Linked DNA regions of Mus musculus: region 2 is linked to region 1. Evidence: chromatin contacts called from ENCODE Hi-C data. All regions are on one chromosome and are shown on one strand. Each heading gives the region's core, a stretch centred on a gene start or an enhancer-like site at or near the end of the contact. The rest is flanking DNA. Distances are from core to core; before and after follow the strand shown. Region 1 holds the start of Jph1 (junctophilin 1). Region 2 overlaps Jph1 (junctophilin 1).

Region 1 (7,511 bases), core at 1,750-4,249:
AAACCTGGTCCTGGAAAGGTGGAGGCAGAATGCTTATAGTTCAGAGTCACACTTAGCTTAAAGCTAGCATGGGCTACAGTAACCCTGTCTCAAATACATAAATAGCCCAGTGGGTCTTCCTAGATATCTTCCATAGCTTTATAGTAGGTTTATCAGAATTTGTACAAAAGAATCTGGGCACCTGGACTTGAATTTCATGAATATGATGCATTTAGTTCTTAATATTTAGGGACTCTATTTCAGTGACACTTTACAAAGAAATCTCTAGTGAAATAAAGTGCGAGTTCTCACATGGAATTATTCCTTCCTTCCCTGCTGTCACTAAAAATATGTAGGAAGGGAGGCAGAATTAAGCTAACTCAGGAATAGAGAAGCTGCTATTCCTACTTGGACTAAAACCTCTGAATGAATTAATTGTATCTGTTTAGGCCATTGTTTTTAAATTATCGATTTTCTGATAAAAGGTGTTAACAGAAGGAAAACCAGTAAACTGACCAGCAAAGAGTAAGCATTCAAAAGTGACTTACATGTTTAACATTTTTTCTTGATTATAGCATACCAGGGTCTTGTTTGTTTGTTTGTTTGTTTTGTTTAAACTTTCAAAGTTGGTTTAAAACAGAAGGCAGATTATTCAGTTACTTGGAGATATATTTGGCCTTGTGCAAACAACAAAGACACATCGGCTTTTCTGTGCTCTCATGTTCTGATTACTAAGCATAACAAATACCCTAAAGTCACCAAGTTTCATTTAATGAGTTTTAACTTTTAAAGAAAGTCTATATTGTAATTAAACTACAATAAAATAAGTCTATCTTATAATCTTTAAAATAAGGGCTTTAAAATGATCATATTAAAAAAAAAACAACTAAATTTTTACGGTTGAACACAGTATTTTGTTATATCAGAGCTAAGGCTTCCAATAAAATCCAGAAACAATATTTGTAAGGCTGTCAACCAAGGCATATTGTGGTTCTGAAGAGTAAATGGCCCTGTTAAACTATCAAGGCACTCAGGGCTCAGCCCAAAGAAAAGTACTAAGATCTCCCCCCTCCCACCCCCCCCCCCCAATCCATGAGAACCATATCCTTATTTATACTGCAGGGCCAAATGGTATTAAAAAAAAAAAAAGCAAATCCTACCATTCTGCTGTTTTGCATTTGAAACACAGCCCAAGTGTTCTGAGCAAGTGAAGTGTACAAATTGTATAAGCTTTTATATAAGCAATAGCATAACGGAATTTCAGTGGGCTGGAGAAACTTTTAATTGGATCCCTTTAATATCCTCCAACTCTGAAGCAGCTTAATTTCAAAAGGTGACATCCTATAATCCTTTTCAATTAAATATGACTATGTTTATTATCAGAAAATAGTCTTTGCCCAAACATAGCCCTATTCATCTCTCCCAGCTTTGTCTTTAAAAAAATTAATCAACTTTTGACCCCTGTTTCACTAATGTATGCTTTCTTAGCGGAAAAAAAAAAAAATGAACCCGTTCCTATAACATACAGAAATTATAAGGCAAACATTGTTAAATCACAACCAGGCTTACTTTTTAGGCCACACCCCTAATGTATATCCAGGATATAGCATACTCTTTAACCTTTTTAAATATTTAATGGAAACTCCGTCCATTTTTCCTAAAGCATTTTCTCAAGATCTCCAGGTCAGCAAAGATTACAGTTCTTCTGATTCAAAAGTACTTTAAGGAGCCAAGTGAAAGTTAGGGAGAAAATTAGGAATGCCGCTTGCTTTGGGCAGTTGCTCTGCTGCCTGTAACTAGGACTCTAGAAAATACACCCTCAATAAGGTCCAATTCCCCAACATCCTACTTATGGGGTTCTGGCTTCTATCTTTAGGCTAACTGGAGGGCCAGAAGCGAAATACGAGACTCTACGTGAAACCAAACCGCGCGGCGGTCAGCACCGACCGGCAGCCACACAGCTCAAGACGTCCCTCTAACTCCTCCGGAGTGGCGATTTCAAACCCGGCCTGGAGAGGGAGGGATCAGGAATGTAATGTGACAGGCTCAAGTGACAGTGTCCTCTCTCCTGCCCAGCCCTCCCGGGGCAGCGCGGCTCTGGGCCCCGGCCAGGTACCTGCACGCCTAACTCCCGGGGTATGGACAGCCTACCCGCCCGGGGAGCCGCAGACACTTGCGACCCAGCCGCGAGACCAAGTGGTCTCCCTCGAAATGGGGAGGAGGGCGAGAGGGAGGGTAGACTCCCCAGATGTTTTGGCGGGTTTCCGGACACGTGCGTCTCGCGTCCTCCCCACGTCCCCGAAGCCAGGGAAGAGCCCACCGCGTCAGCCCTCGGAGACTCCCGAGATGCCGCTCACCTCCATCCCCGTAGGTCTCCACGCCGTACCCGTCCTGCAGCCCGTTACTCCAGGTCCCCTCGTAGCGGGCGGGGGTGCACAAGCTCTGCCGGACCCCGTAGCGCCCCTTGAAACCATGTGACCACTCCCCCCGGTACATCCACTTGCCCTTCGTCTCCACCCCCAGCCCGTGCCGCTTGCCCTGCGCCCAGTAGCCCTGGTAGGTGTTGCCGCTGGGCCAGGTGTAGACTCCAACCACCTCGAAGCCGTGCGACCAGGAGCCAGAGTACTCGCCCTGGCCCTTGGGCCCCGTGCAGATGCCATGCCCGTGCGCCTTGCCCTCCTCCCAGCCGCCGCAGTAGGTGCCGCCATCGTCGAAGTCGAACCTTCCGCCCGTCATTCGGGGGGCAGCCCCGGCGCGCTCCTCGTGGGGGCACAAACGTGGGCAGAGCTGGGCACCGCAGGGTGTAGCTCCGGGGTAGGGGCCCGTCGGGCGAGCTCACGACTGCGCCCCGGGCAGCTCGCACCGCCGATCGGCTCCAGTCCGACGCCGCCCCCGTCTTCCCCTCCTCTTTCGCCGTCGCCACCGCCGCCTCTCTCCCTCCTCCTTCGCCGCCGCCCCGGCCAGCGCCGCGCGCGAGAGGACAGCCCAGTCTCCAGAGCGGACTTTCAGCTGCTCCCACCCGCCCACGTGAGCCGGGCACCGCCCCGCGCCCGCCCCTAGTCCCCTCCCTGGGCGCGGAGGCCCGGCCCCATGACACGCCCGCCCGCACGCCCGCCCGCCGGGCCCTGCCCCCAGCCCGCGGAGCCGAGCTTCTCCTCCGGCTGCTTGGCGCGCGAGCTCTGGGCACGTGTGTGTCTGCGGAGTGGGCTGTGACTGGGAGGGCCAGTGTACTCTGAGACGTGAGACGGTCAAGCCTGCGGATAAAGGTGCGGCTGCCTGTGCTGGGGACCTGCTCTTTGCTGCTGGAACCTCCAGCTTTTCAATTGTGTTTAGTCTTCTACAAGTGAGGCCACCTGTGTGATAGAGTGACAACTCTTGTGTAGGTGGGTGGTGGTGGTGGTGGTGGTGGTGGTGGTGGTGGTGGTGGTGGTGGTGGTGGTGGTGGTGGTGTGTGTCTGCATAGGGTTTGTAGTTGCATTTTTTCCCCCAGCATTCCAACTTGAGCTCTGTTGGATTTGTCATGCGCAGCTGTCATCATGAATTAATATGCTCCAAATATATGTCTGCATGTGATAAATCTGTGGCAGCCTAGATATAATTGTGCAGAATGTTCTTTTACACCTACCCATTTCAGGGCACATGTGTTTGCATTTCTTTTCATGAAGATTCCAAGAGAGGCAATGCAGTTTGAAAGAGCATGGGCATGAGTTGTTTGGGTTTTATTTGTAGAAGTGATGGGCTTTGTAGCTGGCATTGCAGGAACACAGGGCATTGTCTTTTACATTCCAGCCTGTTCCCTCATCTGTTCTCAGCTTTAGAAATGCTACATCCTGGAGCTGTGCACCCAAACAGGCTTAGTCTGTATGTATTGCTTGAGTGCCTGGAATGCACACCTGGGACCTCTCCACTGTCGCCCACTGTTTAGAAAAGAAAACACAGTTTTCAAGGAGAAATATGGTAAGTAAAGCACTCTGCTAATGTAACAAAGAAGCCATGAACTTCTAAACACAGGACAGGTGTCAGCTGATGCACTCTCCTGCAGCAGCACTCACTGCCTTGTTGAACTCACTTCAGATACCTCCTCTAAACTTTATCTCCATTTTCTCAATGGAAATACCCTCCCCTTTCTGTGTTGGGGAAAGACTTGGTGTATTTCGATGGTAGTACCCGTAAAGTCAAGAATTGCTAACAGGATAGTTGAATCACATACTACAGCCTCTTTTAGGAGTGGCATTGATCTCTCCTTGCCTTCACAGTGCCAGTGGAGGAAGTCTTTTCCCCAGGTCACAAGCCAGGGTCTCAGAAGGACTCTCAGATTGTGCATTCCTGCTGTTCCCCAGGCTGAGAGGACAAAACAGGTGAGCACTTGGGCCTCTCACTAGGTGGCTGATAATCAGATAAAAACCCTAAAGGACAACTGTCAAAAGGAGAGCAAGAGAAAAGGATTCTTTCCTGAGCATAATTCCTTCTCTCAGAACTGGAGCTGTCCTTTCCTGCTTATCTGTGTAAATGACAGAAAGGAAAAACGAAGACAAAACAAAACCAACAGAAAACCCCCAAAACCCCAACTCTGTTTACACTGAGCCAAATCACCAAAAAGAATTAGAACCCCTCGCCCATGGCACTGCTTGTGAAGTGCCAGGAATAGTGCTTACCCTAGTGGCCTGAAGTAATCAGGCATCTTGCTCAGCATCCCTTTCTGCACTGGGGATTGATTTAGGCCACTGGGAAAATGAGGACCCAGGGCTTTGCAGCTGAGCCACAACTCTTTTTCTCAGTCACAGGAAACACTGGCATTGGGGGCTCACACAGCATCAAGTCCCACTTGTTCTGAGGGTTTGGTCCGATAGGAAAAGAAGAGCTGCTCAAACTGATATTTCTTTTCTTTGTCTTTCAAGTGGTGTTCTTCCCAGAGGCAGCACTTGTGCTTTGTCTTTTTGTTGGGTTTTGTTTTGGGACCTACTTCTAGTGTTAGGATCCCAGTGTTCTTTAAGAGTTTTTTTTTTTTTTTTTTTTCCCTTGAAGTATTTGTCTTCCTCCCCAATTCTCTAAAACTGAGGGCTTTCAAGGAGTACACTAGACATCACAATTTTCTGGCTTCTGCAAAAGCTACCTAGTCATTCATGGTACAGGGAAAGTAATGGTAAAGTCTGCATTTACCATCTGGGCGGGGTATGGAGGTTTGTGTAGGATAACACACAGCTCTTCTGCCTAACCTTCCTTAGAAAGAACCTTAAGTAAAATTGAGAACCGTGCAGTAAATACGAGCTGTTTAATTTCAACAAAACTTAATTCTAGCCTAACTGCGACTGACTCCTACGGGAGAAAGTTAGTAATGAACTTTTACTGGCTCCTGAACAGTTTTTCAACCAATGAAGAGCATGAGCCCATATTTCTATTTACCTCATGCTACCACAAAGAGATGCCTCCTCATCCCATAGCCGTGTATATAAACGTAAAGATTGAGGTTTGGTGGCCATGCTAGGAGAGCAGAGGGCAGAGCAAGAGGTGCAGAGCAAGTAGATCCTGGCAGTGGAATACTGTTGTAATTTCAGAGTCAGGGTTAGTAATGTCCTTATGTTCCCTCTCTCTCTGAACCTTTGCCCTGGATAAGGGGGAGTTGAATTTAGCTTTAAGACTGGATTAGTAAGAAGAGAATGTGAATGTTGGTGTGACAGGTGGAATGGGGGAGGTCAGTAAAGCCCAGGGGCCAACAATTAGCAGCTTCTTTTCCTTTGTACACAAAACCCAGCCATTACTAGTTTCTCTTCTAAAACATTTTTTATAATAAACAGTAAGCTGGTGCAGTGTATGTCCAGTTCATATGTTGGTAAGGATGTTTTGCTTACAATTTAATGATGTTATTTTTTAGTGATATGATTCTATTAGAATTACTGAGAGTTTTAATAAAAAGTTTATAGATGACAAAAAGGCTGAAGTATGAGTGTTTATTGTTTCAGGAACATGAATTAAGAGCATAAAGACATATATAGAATTAAAGTGAATCACATAATTCAAAATGAACATTATTAGCTTGATTTGTAAAGAAATCCAAATGATTCATTTGTGATAAGTGTTCATGAAATTTAAGTAAATTTTAAATTTAATTAATTTTGAAAAATTAGAGATCTAAGCTTTTTAGATAGCATGAAATCAGAAGAATACCAAAGTCAGTGTTCTTCAAATTGTTTGTTTAGTGTAATTACTGCACACCAGTAAGCTTTTTAAATCTCATTTTTCTGTACTACTGATTGAACCCAGGGCTTGGTGTATGCTAGGTAAGCACTCTACTTCTGAATATATCCCCAGCCCTTCTTTATTTTTTCTTTGAAGAAGGATATTGGTGAGTTGAGTGTCTTGGCCTGGATCATTAAATTCTCCTGCCTTACCATCCTCCCACAAGTGTGTGGATTATAGCTTTGTGCCAACAACGTGTCTTCAGTCTTTTAATACTGTTTTTATTGGAGAGTACTTTGAAAGACCTCAGGTGGAAGGAAACAACCTGGGTGTGAAGTAAGGAGGGGTGGTAGAGATGAGTTTTATTTCTTGTTTGGCTAAATGATTTATAATGCCACTGTGTAGAATTTGAAGAACAAATTATAGTTAATTAGAGGAGTTGGTTATGATTTACTCATGTTGGAGTGGAAGATCCCTAATTCATGCAAATACACCAAAACTGAGGTAGCTTAGGGGTAGTGTGCTTGCCTAAGATACATGAGGCTCTGGGTTTAGATCCCTGCACTGCAAACAAAACACAGAAATACACACCAGGACACAGTAGGCACTCGGTACTGAAAGTCAGTAAATAAATTTTTTTTTCTCATTTTCAATAGTGCTTCCTTTTGAGACTCAAATTATTCACTCATGCCTTCAGAGGCCTACTCTTGTCAGCATCTTTAGGTCACTGCCTTGTGTTCTAAAAGGAAAAGTAGCTATTCCACAACTCCTCATCTGTGTGCTGTCCCCTGCCATTGTCTTGTACAGTATCATCCTAGCATCTGAGTATCTCTTACGTTCTGCAGTATCATGACTTTCACTTCCTCAGACACAACATTAACCTAGGTATAGGCCAGTTCTGATAACTGGAACTGTTTTACTCAGTGACAACATTCCTTCATCTTTTCCACTGTCCCCTAAGAAACCAGGGGCTCTTATCAAAGGTTCCACTTCTTGAGTCCTGTCTACCTAGTAGCCTTTGTAATCATTTCCACCTCACTGCTGCTGGCATTCAGTTGCTTTTTCACAGTAGCTTCTTGTAAGCTTTGATTTTTCAAAAACTACTTTAATAAAGGTTCTTAAACACTTCCATCTCCCTTCTAGCCCATGAGGGAAGGATAGAAGAAGGTTTACAGGAAAAGAGGATCATGGGCCTGCTTAGTAGTAGTTAGTTCTTGGGGACATTGCCATTCATTGTCAGGATATCAACTGTCCAGCCCAAAACATCAAACACAAATCAGTAGCAACAGACCAGTCCAATGGCAAACATCAAACATGAATCAGTAGCAGCTTGATCCAGAAGAAACCTCGAGGCT
Region 2 (7,235 bases), core at 4,729-7,228, 88 kb before region 1:
TTCCAAGGAAGGGCAGGTATCATTGCTTGCTGGATTCTTTGGTATAGCAAGTTCAGACTTCTTTGCTTTTGGCTCAGTTTTGCTTTCTTTGGCAACTGGTTTTGTCACAGATTTAGGGGGACCCCACTTGTTAGGTGATGGTCTAGGTACCAATGCTGAGGAAGACTGGCTGACTCCTCTGTCATCCTCCCTGTCTTCTGGAGGATGCTGGGGTGTGTTCAGTTTCACATAGTAGCCGTGATACTGAGAGTGCAGCTCCCCGTTGCTGGGGTTGGGGACATGGTGGCGGCCAGAGTACTTGGACACAGATGCTCCCAATTCTTTTGCGGGAGCCTTTGACATAGAGGGTTTATTGACAAAGGCTGTCACTTGTTCCTCAGCTAGGCTCTGTTTATCTTGACTGAGTCTTGCCCCTGGGCTGGGGTTTTGTTTCTTTGAGGGCTCTGGGGAGGAAGGCTGGGGAGAGTGGCTCTGTTTGGGACTTGACTCAGGAGACCTGGGGGGTGTGGTGCCTTTGCGATAAAAATGAGGAGATTCCTTTGGTGACGGAGGCTTTTCTAGGACCTTTTCTTCTGGATTTTCTTTAATATCTCCCCCTTCCTGACATCTTTGTTTGATATAATCGGGGCCTGGAAAAAGGAACAAGAAAGGAAAGGAAGGTGATTAAAGGTGACTATCATTTTTCCTAAATGAGATCAGTTCCCTCCCTCCCCACTTTGAAGAGACTTATAACATGTGAACTTGTTTCTTGTTTCAGTGTGCAAGAAAAGGATTATTACTGAAAAATTCTTTCAAAACTTGACACTCAAAAAAAAAAAAAAAAAAAAAAAAGACTTCATCCACAGGTAGAGCTGAGGGGCAGTTTTGAGGCTCTGACCTGGCCCCAGGCTCCACCTCTTCCAGTACTTCCACAAATGGATGGAAAATTGTATCATTAAACTCCTTGATGTTCTGTCTAATTGAACCTGTGAAATTTCCTAAGGTGCTCCAGCCTACAAAAATTCAATTTTCTATGTAATGCATGGTGACATGTCAATAAATCATGCTGTAAAGAAACAAAAAACAAACAAACAAACAAAAACAAGAAAACTTGACACTCTTTATAGTATATTGATAACATAAAAGATAGAAAAATCTTACATTTCTCTAAAATTTCTAACACCTTTTACTTGAAGAACATGGTTGTTTAGCATAGAGCAGAGCTCACGTTGGTCAAAACCCAACAAAACTCATTTATCCCGTATAGGTAGGATAATTAAAGTACAGAAAGCATGAGCTTGAATAAAGAAATAAGCTTACTTTGTCTGATCAGCAGTCTAAAGAGATCTGCACTGCACAGGTCGAGCCTGATAAGAAGGTATTTTTAATCATTGCTGAAACTTTCTGGTCAAGAACCATGTCTGCCTTTGGGCTGTGTTCTTTAGAGTAAGTTTTCTACAGTTCATTCACAACAGGATATCATCCACAACAGTATCCAAGACAAAGTGCCATCTTGGGCTCTGTAGTCTCAGGCTTTGTAGTTAATCTTTTAATATACTTCAGGAACACTTACAACAAATTTTTAAAAAAATCAATTTAAAATTATTTTTGAAAAGTAGCACTTAGAAAAACAGCTCAGTTGATAAAGTTTTTGTGACAACGGCTTGAGGACCTGGCTTCAGTCATCAGAACCTACATAACAAAAGCCAGGGACAGTTTTATGCCTACTCAGTAATACTGGTCTAAGACCACACTTACAGTTATACATTTTAGTGTTTTATATGCATATAATTATATGTATACATATACATATACATATACATATACATATATATATATATACACACACACACATATATATCGTAACATTTGAATATTAACACATTTTCAAATGTGCTTTATAAGTAGGTAAATAAAACAAAACAAAAACAACCCGTTGAAAAAAACATCAACATCTTAATTCTTACTTATGAATCTAATTAGGACCCTAAGTTGAAGAAGTTCCAGTAATAGATCCGTGAAATTCAAATTTGGATTACACCAGATGTACTTATTTAATTAACTCCTAATACCAGCCTAGGCATTTCTGTTTCCTTTAGAAGGCTGACATACTGCTTTTTGCAAAGTTTTTTTTTTTTTTTTCATTTTAGCAGTACTAGTAAAGGTGTACCTAGCTCAGTCACTTACAACTAAGACTTTAAAGAGATGTTCAGCTATATCTAACGATTGGGTGGCTGGTGGTGTTGAAATCTGCTGCAATCAAAGAAATTGCTAGAATAATGGAAGTACATCTGGCTATCAATGTTCAGATTTAAAAATGCCTAGCTTTAGGCCCTGGAAAATGACTGCTTATGTAAAACAAATGAAGTCCCAAGCAGTGCTTCTTATTCCTATGGTCAATTAGACACACCCCAGGGATTTCAACTTAATGGAAAGCAGAAATCCAAGCATTTGAATTTGCATGTTCCAGGTGATTCTACACATAAGATATAAGTGACTGAAATCATGCAAAAATTACGGGTGTCAAATTGGCTTTTGCCTAATGCCAGCCTTACATGGCTATCCCCAATGGGAAGTGGTTCCAATGTGGCACATTCATGTGAGAACTGGCCAAATATGAGGATATACAGCTAGATTTTTCCAGAGCAAGATTCAATTAATCTTAAACAAAGCAGTTAATGTATTGCAGTGAACAGCTTTTTTTCCTGGACTCTTTTTCTCTTGGAAGGCACATTCTGTGCCCGTTATTTGTTCTGTGTAGTAATATGTGTTACATGTAATGGTAGCTACATAAAGCTGGTGAGTGGTGGCAGCTCACGATCAGAACCAGCCATTATTGCCACAGAGGGAAACTAAAATAAATGCTGAAAGTTTGGCAGTTGGAATTTGTAGACAGTCATGTTTTTATAGGCAGAACCTGTGAATCCTAAGAGATTCTCACCCTTCTGGGGATATTTACGTTGGGAAAAAGTCACCTGGTGTACAACATTCCACATTTGATCAGCCAGCCCACCATCCCCACACAGAAAGGTAAGTCTACACACTTGGCACAAAGACTTTGAGCAGACACTGGCAAATGATGAAAGCAGGGAATCCAGTCTGAACTTCAGAAGTGAATGTTGCTGGACTGGCAGACTAATACTGCCCTAAACATATAAAGTCAATGTCCATGTCAAAGCCTTTACTGCAGCAATAGAGAGTAATTTATTAAACAGAAACCAGTCATTCTCTCAAGACTGCCAATCAGGAAAAGAGGAACAGGTTGATAGATTATAAAGAGATGGTATAAGCAGTGGAAATGACATCATGTTCCCTAAAGGACCTTGTAGTCCCATCTTTTTTTTTTTTTTTAAATTTATTTTATTATGTATTTTCCTCAATTTAGAGAACTTGTAGTCCCATCTTTAAAAGTTGTGCAGTATCTGTGACCAGTCAGTGTTCATGGTGGTGAGCTGTGGCTTTCCACCCTGACACCCTGTAAGCGGCTGCCACTAAATACATATTTGTGAAATTGAATACACAATTCAATTTGGTTAGAATAACCAGTAGGCCCAGGAATCACCACTTTTACATTTAATAGCAGACTATTCAGTTTCCCTTCTTCATGAAAAAAAAATTGGAATTTTCGGTTTGGAAGCTGAGTTTACAAGCCATTTATTCCTGGATGCTTCCCTTTACTTAACCAAAGATAGTATATATTAGTGGTTGTAATATAGTATAATTATATATATAAATATAATATATAAATAATAATATATATAATATAGTATATATTACAGGCCTTTAGTAATAAACAATACCTTGACTTCTAATTTATGAGAAATGCAAGCATAGTTAACACTTGGTAACATAGATTACAGGTTTCACTTTCATGTAAATAATCAACAGTGCAGTGTGTGAGCATTTCAACAACGCTTGTTCAGGATGCTGCCTAGGGAAGCCGCTGGCATTCTTCCAAGAGGGCTCAAAAAAAGAATTTTTATCACATTCCAAGGTGGTGTTTCAACTTATTTAACTCATTCCCAGACTCATTGATAAGTAAAAATAAGTGCCTTACTTAATATGACTTGGGATTAAAAATGAGATAAGAACACTTTGGGAGATGACTCAGCGGAGTGCTTGCCATAGCCGGTTGAGAACCTGATTTTGGATCTCTAGCACCCACATCAAAAGGAAGGAGTGGTGGTTTACGCCTATGATCCTAGCACTGGGAAGGAGCCGCTGGCCAGCTAGTCTTAGGACATTTGTTCGTTCCAGTTTCAGTAAGAGACCTTCTTTAAAAAATAATGTGGAGAGAAATCAAAGGAGATACCAGTCACACACACACACACACACACACACACACACACACACACTGCACTCTTCCACACACAAGCAAAATCACGACTGAAAGTAAGCTCAAATAGTAGGATGAAAAGCCATGCAAATAGTTTCTCAATTATTCCTATTCTCATCTACTTCTTGATCATCCTCAAAGGTTGTAGCTCAGTCCCCTTGACTTAGGGACTTGAATGATTAGCACACAAAGTGCTCCGGACAGACTCCTCTTTATGAAACACAAGACTGACTGACACAATATACTGTAAAGGCCAACTCACTTATCTATAGTGAGCAATATAGAAGGTCCACAAGGTACATGACTTTTACTGATATCACCAGTAAATGCCATTCTCCAGGGCAGAACTTCATGGTTCCCTAATCACTGGGAAATCAGGATGAGGGATAGGAGATGAACCACCTCTGTAATGACATCAGGATACCAGCCGGATGCATCTATTTTCTTGATGCCAGCAGAGTATATACTTGTCTCCTGGCTATAGTTCCCTGCCTTTGGTCACATAAGTAGTTCTTGTCAATGCAAGTGCAGTAGGGCAAGCTCTGGCCCAGGCCTCTCTAGGTAGTGTCTGGAAGGACAATGTCAGTGTTTGTCTCTGTGACTCACTTCCTTCTATACTTCCTTGGCTGACTGAGTCTTCAGATGTTTTTATACACCCAGTCATGTTATGAGTACCTCCTTAAAGTTACCACTGAGGGTCTCTTGTCTGATTTCCATAATATTTTCAAGTTTAAACCCCTGGGGGCAAAGTTCTTTCCAAATTCTCAATGGGTAAGTCACTATTCTCTCCCTCTTAGTCAAATTTAGGTTTTTCCATGTGTAAGTAAACTTGGTCCTTTGAGAACTTAATACCCCTACACAGGTCTGTTTTTATCTTGCAATTTTAATTGGTTTATATAATACTGGATTTCTGAATTAAAGCCATGAGATTTCACAATGATGAAAATAATTCCAGCTCCTTAAAGTAAGTAATCTGCCACCAAAACTTTCAAACTGGAAGGTAGCAGCCATCACTCTCCCGAGGGCTGCAGCATATGCCTTTCAAACAATGGTGATACATGTATCTGAGATGTGCAAATTAAATGAGCGGGCTTACAAGTGGTACTAGAAGTCTTTTTGCAAAAGCCTATCTGATTTGATCACCCTGTAAATGCAGAATTGAAAGCATGTGTTCCCTTGAGAAGATCTATAACACCCAGCACAGAACTGGCCTTCTATACAGTTGCAGAAAGAAGTGTTGACTGTGGGTCAAAGGGGACTGCAGTTTTCCACTTAGCTCTGGTCTCAAAGAGGCTCACTGTCATCTCATACGACTTGAATGTACCCATTACTGATGAACAACTTGCTTATATGAATCTGCTTGAGCTAAGGAAGGGTGGAATTACATTTTCCCACAATATTTCTTTTCCTTCAAATGCTTTTCCACCATAAAAAGGCTTTTAAAAACCATTCAGCTTAGAAAATCCAGATGGCCTTCAGTATCACTTACCTTGTGGTAACACCTAACACAAGTCTAGAGGGACCCCCCTCCCCCTCAGTCCCCTGCTCTGCTGCAGAATGAGCAGCAGAGCCAAGAATTAGCATCTGTAGAAAACAATGGTAAGTTTGTTTGCTTGCAAAGCAGTTCAAGCCTACAGTTTCCCCCCTGTGTAGCTTCCCCAGAGGGTGGCATGGCTAGGACCACAGGACAAAACTCCCTCTGCTTGCTGAGCTCTCCCAGTGGGGTTCATACCCTGGAATGTCTAATCCCACAAGGTACCAGGGAAGGGGGAGTTGATTTATCAGGTCACTTCCAAATGAGCAAAAGGTCCCTTTCTTAGTGAAATATACCAATGCATTTAAATGTTTGAAATAAGCTGCACACAAAGCGAGATACTCATTTTATCACTCTTGAATAAGTCACTCTATCAAGGCACTTATGCCAGCAAACCAGTGGGGCACCTCTCCAGAACAGTGCTTAAACCTGCATTTTACAGTCTTTCTTTTTCTTTCCTACTACTGTTCCCTTTCTCTCTGTGGGGAGTAGAGGTGTGTGCACATGCATTGGTGCTATTTGCTCAGACTAGAAATCTGATAATCTGTTGCCTCCCTCAATTGATCTTCACACCTTATTTTTTTGAGACAGGGTCTGTCATTGAGCCCAGACTGCATTGATTCAGCTTTGATGGCTTGCCAGCAGGCCTCAGGTAGCCTCCTGTCTTTTCCCACTTATTTTGTAGTATTACTGAGATTAAAAAACATAGGCCTTTAAAGGAAAAGATCCAGACTGAATTGCTCCCAGGGGCACAACATGTGGCACAGACCTAGGTAGGCTAGCTGACTACTCCTTCTCCATTCCTCTTCCTTTCCAATTGCTCTGGAACTAGCAGAATCTTCCTTCCAGAGTCATCTGATCCCAGCCCTGACTGCTCACAGGGGCCTGTTGTCACATGTACTGTTACATGTTGCGATGACATCTGGATGTAGGCCATCTGGGCTTCCCTTCCCCATTCTTCCAGTTGTCTGAACTATATTCAATCTCCAGGCTTTGCTCATGTCTCCTACTGTGTGCCCAGGTCTAATTGGTAAGTTCTCTGAACTCTATCCTGCCTGCACCCCCTCCAATACCCAGCCTTAGCCTGGATTATACCTACTGTGTGCTGCCCCATTCTGATCAGGCTCACCTGAGCCATCTCAACACCCAGGCTTTGCTCCAGTCACACATCCTGTATGCTGATCCACTCTGTTGAGATCAGACCCCCAGATACTAGTCTGCCTGCATCATATCCAGCCTCCAGGCCTGTTCATAGATCCATCTGTTCATGGATCAAGCCTGTTAAGTCTCCAAAACCTGGCCAGCCTGACTATCCCCAACCCACAGGCCTTGCTTTAGTCACACAGTCTGAACAACCTAGCGTGACACATCACTTCAGACATACAA

What was found. A loop is a pair of places that touch in the nucleus more often than their neighbours do.
Region 2: a map of left cerebral cortex shows a loop between it and region 1 (2.1-fold over the local background). The contact joins the enhancer-like site here to the promoter of Jph1 in region 1. A Hi-C loop is called at or near these places in 1 of 37 maps with a recorded cell type or tissue (left cerebral cortex).

The regions. Positions count from the first base shown.
Region 1 is chr1:17,094,890-17,102,400 of GRCm38, forward strand. It overlaps Jph1 (junctophilin 1), which reads right to left and starts at 3,000. Exons shown (of 5, transcript NM_020604.2): 1 at 2,337-3,000. The coding sequence starts at 2,715. It overlaps Gm46085 (a long non-coding RNA gene), which reads left to right and starts at 2,944. Exons shown (of 3, transcript XR_001778833.2): 1 at 2,944-3,362; 2 at 3,792-3,936; 3 at 4,236-5,904. Gm31982 (a long non-coding RNA gene) reads right to left here. Exons shown (of 4, transcript XR_865203.2): 4 at 3,684-3,896.
Region 2 is chr1:17,003,906-17,011,140 of GRCm38, forward strand. Jph1 (junctophilin 1) reads right to left here. Exons shown (of 5, transcript NM_020604.2): 4 at 1-629. Among named protein-coding and RNA genes, the nearest start is that of Gm46085, 90 kb to the right of the region's middle. Within about 2 kb of position 5,979, at least 2 of the 3 ENCODE cell types and tissues checked have a DNase peak (open chromatin) inside an H3K27ac peak, as active enhancers do; they include left cerebral cortex, where a contact is called at or near this core.